Linked DNA regions of Homo sapiens: region 1 is linked to region 2. A link is an interaction called in ENCODE POLR2A ChIA-PET data of the cell type or tissue named here. Cell type or tissue: A673. All regions are shown on one strand. Links, peaks and the distances in the headings refer to the core of each region. The heading gives the core; the rest is flanking DNA.

Region 1 (2,925 bases), core at 269-2,768, 230 kb after region 2:
CTCTCTTTACTAAGGTACACTGACTTCCAGTATGTTTGACTTCAAGGCGTCTGACTTAAGAAAGAGTTATTTTATGCTTTTTTTTTTTTTTTTTTTTTTTTTTTGCAACTTACCACTGAGCTATACCTCTCTACAGAACAAGCTGCATTTGCACTTTTGGAGGCCAATGTCACCTGCGACCTCCTTTTGTCCATTCATATGATATACACTGGGAAGAATGGCTGGGAGTGTCCTGGGGAGTCCCTACTCTGCCAGATGACTTGCTCTTGGCCCCATTGATCTCTGCCCCCATGTGGGAAGGAGCTGCAGGTAAGGGCCAAGAGGCTGGAGAGACATCTCCCTAGCTATCAACCTGTCTTTCCATTTCAAAATATGCCATTCTTCTATCCAGCTACAGCCCTTGCCACAGGGATGATATTTGTGCCATCTACACATAAATGAAAGAAGTAAGGGGTACCTCCAGTAAAAATGTCCTGAATTTTGTCTATTTAAGTAAGAGCCTTAAAGGAAAACCACACGCTTTTAATGGCCTTTAACTGGTTAAAGAGAACAGTAAGTTCCCTCCCAGAAGCTTGAGAACAGAGCTCGTTTCCTTCCGGATTTTTTTCTTGGTTAACCAGACTAGGGAACAAACGAGTTGTAAAATATTTGTTAGGCTGTGAAGCTTAACAAAGAAATGTTAAACAACACTGATGATAATATTGATTTCCTTCTCTCCATTCCTGCTTACTCAGAATGACTGTCCTTGGCTTGTGGCTGTTTGGAGTTATGCAAAGTCTAGGAAGAAGTGGCCCTCGCTGACCACTGGCTGCAGTCAGTTCTGCTTAAAAATTCCCTGGCAAGGTCAACCCACAATTCCTGCCTCTGATTACACAGATTGACTAAGGTACGTTATACATGCATATGCACACATTTGTCCATTTAGGCCTGCTCAGGAAACACCCAATTTACCAAATCAGATTTAGAGGAAAGAACATTTACAGTAATTTATCCATGTTAAAAAGGTTCTCCTCTGCTTAGTAAAAGAAATCACGGCAGGGTTCCTTGAAATCACGCATTTCAAATGATTCCACTTACAGTCAACAGCTCAGCAAAACATCTATAATGCAAAATGAGGAAATGAAGCCTAAGTATACATATCATATGTCTCAAACTGATTACAGTTTTTCTGAGATATATATTCCATCTTGCATTCTTGAGGAAAAAAAATACAAGTATAAGGTTCAAGGGCTTAATGTCTTTAATTTTCTTGACAATTGCCAACAGTATGTGACATGGTGCTTTTTATAGAACCAGAGCTCAGAAAGACTCTGTTACTGAATGACTTAAGGCCTGCAGCACATGGCTCAGTGCCCATTAGGATCATAAATTACTTGAGTAATGCTAATTATTTTTTGCCTTCAGTGCTCATGATCAATATATTTGTGTGTGTGGTTTTTTTTACTTTAAATGTATTTCTTTGCATATATTAAATTTCTCAAGAGTGAGCACAGGACCAAGGGCAGAGACCAAGCATGTCACATTTTTCATTGTTTCCTCTGCACCTGCCCTGGTGAGGAGCACACAGTAGGCACTCAATATCAATTTGTTAAATAAGCAATTGGATCATTGAAAACATCTGCCTTTACTAAGGCAGGTTTAATATACTTGCAAGTATATTCCATAGCATTGCTTTGAAAACTTTTTTCTCTGAAAAACCAATGAGTTGCAGAGAAATTACTGGGGGTTCTTCTAACATAAATGAGTTCATAGGGACATGGTTAATTCCTGCCTGCTCCATAGCTATCAGATTTGCATTCCAGGAAGAAGACCCATGTAAAAGAGCTCTCCAGCTTCAGAACGCTTCAAAAGCCTAATTGCATTAAGTCAATAATACTCTGTTGAGTAATAATTTGCTACCTGACATTAAATGATGAAATGTTATAATAAAATACTAGTATGCTAAATTAAGTGCCAACTAAACAACAGTTCACAAAACCCAGATTCACCACAAGTTAAATTCTAAACCTTCTTCTTTTGATGAGCATTTTCTTCATTTTTCAGCACTGCCATTGCAGACCAGTGACTCCTGGACAACTCACTCCCAGTCTTTGCACCCACTCACTTTCCTTTGCACCCCCTTTCCCCACAGCTTAAATCTTCTCATCAGGGACACAAGCTAACTCTCATGCATGCCCTATGGAAAGCAAGCTCCTATGGGAAGGAAAAAAACAAATGTCACCAGACTCCCGAAGCATGTGACCCTGGATCCAACAGAAGACATTTCAATTTTCAGACCACTCTCTTCCATTCACCCACAGGTCTGTGGGCCACAGTCTGAACTAGCCACTTTCCTGTCTGGCTGTCAGTCTTTACTTCTCTTCCTTAAGTGAAAGAGCAAGAAAATAAAGAAAAAAGAAAAGTATCTGAAATTTTAAGGACACAGATAACAAGGAAGGGGAGTATTAAATAGTTTTGAAGTGTTTTATATCTCAGTTTTTTCTTCTTCCTTTTTTTTCTCCACCACCCTACCCCCAGCCCCACCAGGAGTGATTCTGAAGTTCTACTTTGCTTGCCAGCTCTGCACTGAGCTCTCACTTCCCAGCACTCATCAGGGATGATTACAAGCCACATTCCCTCAATAAAAGCAAATAAGGAAACAGCTTTCCTTTACCATACTGACCACATATGTGTGTAGTGAAAGTGGGAAGGAGAGACCATAATATATGTCCTAGCAACACAAAAGCACACCCTCCACTTTGCATACATATTTACCCAATTTCATCTAGAGGTCCCATGTGCTTCAATTGCTCATTTATTCTTCAACCTTAGATAAGGAGATGAGGGAGGGGGAGGGACAGACAGACCTATAGATGACAGATCTGTAGCCAATGTTGTTAGCATGCCAGATCTTATTACAGGACCATGGGAGGTCATGCACGCCAC
Region 2 (2,925 bases), core at 238-2,737:
CATGCGTGTAATCCCAGCACTTTGGGAGGCTGAGACGGGTGGATCACGAGGTCAGGAGATCGGGACCATCCTGGCTAACACGGTGAAACCCGTCACTACTAAAAATACAAAAAAATTAGCCGGGTGTGGTGGCGGGTGCCTGTAGTCCCAGCTACTCGGGAGGCTGAGGCAGGAGAATGGTGTGAACCCAGGAGGCGGACCTTGCAGTGAGCCGAGATCACGCCACTGCACTCCAGCCTGGGTGACAGAGTGAGACTCCATCTCAAACAAACAAACAAACAAAAAACAAACAAAAAACTACATACCTCACCAAGTGCAGAGGCTCACACCTGTAATCCCAGCATTTTGGGAGCCTGAGACAGGAAAATTACTTGAGACCTGTCTCTACAAAATTACAGGAGTTTGAGACCTTGTCTCTACAAAAATAAACTTAAAAAATGTTTTAAATTATACACATATTCTAATAAAGGCAAATTATTTTCTATTTCTTAATGTTTATATTTACAGTCAAAACTTTTATAGCACCACAAAGGTAGAATTCAGCTAAAGATACTCACCTCCCATCTCCATCCCCACTAACCTCCCCCAGCCCAACTCTTCTTATCCTAATAGGGTCGGATCAGTTCCCATGCCTGGGAGGGGTGTGGGTGGCTTCCCTCCACAGCATTGTGCTCAGTCCTATGGTGAAACCCTCAATCTAGCCTCTACCTTGCCTTTTGGCTGAATTATATTTTCTACTAGAAGAAATTGCATGCTACCATTAGAAGCTGTGCTGCCCAAGCCACTTCTGCTTGCAGGAAGAGTGAACATTTTTGCATGGTCCCTACCATGTGGGTAAGATCTCTGCCCCGTCTTCTTCCCAGCCTTGGAGCATTACCCCTGGTTGCCCCAGATGTTCTGGCTCAGAACTGCACTGAGGTGCGCTTTGTCCTCCCTTTGGTATTTTCTTCTCTCCTATTCTATCTCACTTTTCCCACCTTTTTTGTCTCTCTGCCTCATTTTCCTGTCCCTTGGTAAGCTATTTCTCACTTCCTGTCTTCCTCTTCTTCCAGGTCATTCCCCACCTTATTAAAAATGTTATCATTAAGTAAAGAACATAAAGAAAATGTTATCATTAAGCAAAGAACAGTGAATAAGAGAAAGTTTCCAAACAGTGAATTTTATTTTTAAGAAGTCCATATTATTAGCTGTGAGTCTAATTGATTTTATTTCTGATTTTTTATTTTGAAAAATTTCAAACCTACTAGAAAATTGCCACAATGGCACAAGGAACACACATACAGCCCTTGCCTATGTTGATCAGTTGTAAACATTTTGCCACATTTGTCTTCTCTTTGTGTATGTATTTTCATTATTTTTATCTTGCTGAACTATTTGAGAACATTGCAGATATCATAACCCCTTATTCCTAGATACTTTCAACATGTATTTCTTAAGAACAAAAACATTCTCTTGCATAACCACAATATGATTATCAAATGAAGAAAATCTAATAGTGGTACAATGCTATTATCTAGTGATCTAGCCCTGTGCATCTATTTAAATATTTGAAGGAAGAATTTGCATTTGGCTTTGGTTTACGTAATCTGAAATAGGATTTTATTGCAATTTTACCAAAATCCACCTCAATAGAAATGGGTGGTGGCCTCAAGGAAGTGCTTTTTACCCCTTATTTCTTAATTTATTTCACTACAAGGTACAGATAACACCAATAGTATCTATCAACCAAAGGCATTTAGTTGATGAAATGTATTTTCAGCACGTTAAAATAATTCAAAAAGTATCCAGGCACATATTCTATACTCACAAAAACCAGTGCCTAATTTGGAGATAACTTCCACAGACTTTACATGATATTTTGATACAAATTAATTTTATGAGGACTCATATTAAGGACCATAACCAATCTAGCTTTTTCCACAGATTTATTCACATTAGGTAACCCATTCAGAACGAGAACTAAGATGATGTTGAATTGGAACTGATAGCTCTTTGTTGTGTTTTAAAGGGAGAGATGTGTGCTTATACTGTACATATGTCAACAAGCAAGCGTACAACGTGCAACATTGTTGGTTTAAGAGCATCTGTATTCCTGAATCCCAGACAAACAGCTCTGCCTGACAACAGCTGAAGTCCAAAGTTCGACCCGAGATTGATTGTACCAACATGATTGGAATAAACCAAAAAAGAGATGCCTTCCTGGTGACTCACCAAACCCAAACTGATGCTTCTGGAATTTGTACCTTTCCCAGTTTGGTTGTTTTCCTGCAACATTAAGAGGCTATCCAGTCTCTTGCCAAAAGGGATTTGTCCTTTTTATCTAGTCAGGAGAGTGCTTCAGCTATTTGCATTTCTGAATTGCTTAGCTGCCCAAGCATGCTCGGTGTGTGCTGTTTGAAATGTGTCATTGAGGCACGTGACTGCTGTTCTCAAGCTGATGTTGGACTTTCTCCAACAAATATGGATTATGTTAAAGTCGGTTCTGAATTGACGAGGATATGTTAATAACTCCCAGATGGGCATCTCTGTGCTCTCCAGCAGGGAAATGCAAGCAGTCCATGGCAGGAGCAAGTGTTTGGCAGGTCCATCATTCCGTCATTAAAGGCCACATTATTACTTACAACTGTGCTTGCATGACAATGGCTGCGATGAGCCCAGCCTCGCAGTAATGAGCACTAGGAATCTGCTTTCAGGTAGATTGTTTTCCAGGTGGTGAAAAATATTTTGTTTGAAATTTCCCTCTTCCTATTGCCAAATAAGAAATTACGAATGAATCAAGGGGGCAAGGTGGGAGGTGGAGGGGGGTCTATGCTGTTCCTTAGAGACCAGGACAAGGCAAAGGTGTATGCTCAGGGATATATGCTCAGTAACCCTCATGCCAAACAGCCTGAGCTGTGTCCCTCAGTGCCTAATTCCTGCCCTAGC

The links. Peaks named below come from ENCODE experiments on the same cell type or tissue, not always from the same donor. Only the 100,000 strongest peaks of a DNase experiment are listed, where the experiment ranks them.
Region 1: POLR2A ChIA-PET joins it to region 2 with 11 read pairs; 2 of 35 experiments call an interaction of 5 or more read pairs at or near these places.

Annotation. Positions count from the first base shown.
Region 1 is chr2:175,371,294-175,374,218 of GRCh38, reverse strand. No RefSeq gene overlaps it. Among named protein-coding and RNA genes, the nearest start is that of ATP5MC3, 190 kb to the right of the region's middle. In A673, for the core only: no CTCF peak of the experiment used is centred there; DNase peaks (open chromatin) are centred at 588, 1,028 and 1,718; H3K27ac peaks cover 2,370 bases.
Region 2 is chr2:175,605,799-175,608,723 of GRCh38, reverse strand. LOC107985962 (a long non-coding RNA gene) reads left to right here. Exons shown (of 4, transcript XR_007087312.1): 4 at 1-2,925. Among named protein-coding and RNA genes, the nearest start is that of LNPK, 400 kb to the left of the region's middle. In A673, for the core only: no CTCF peak of the experiment used is centred there; no DNase peak of the experiment used is centred there.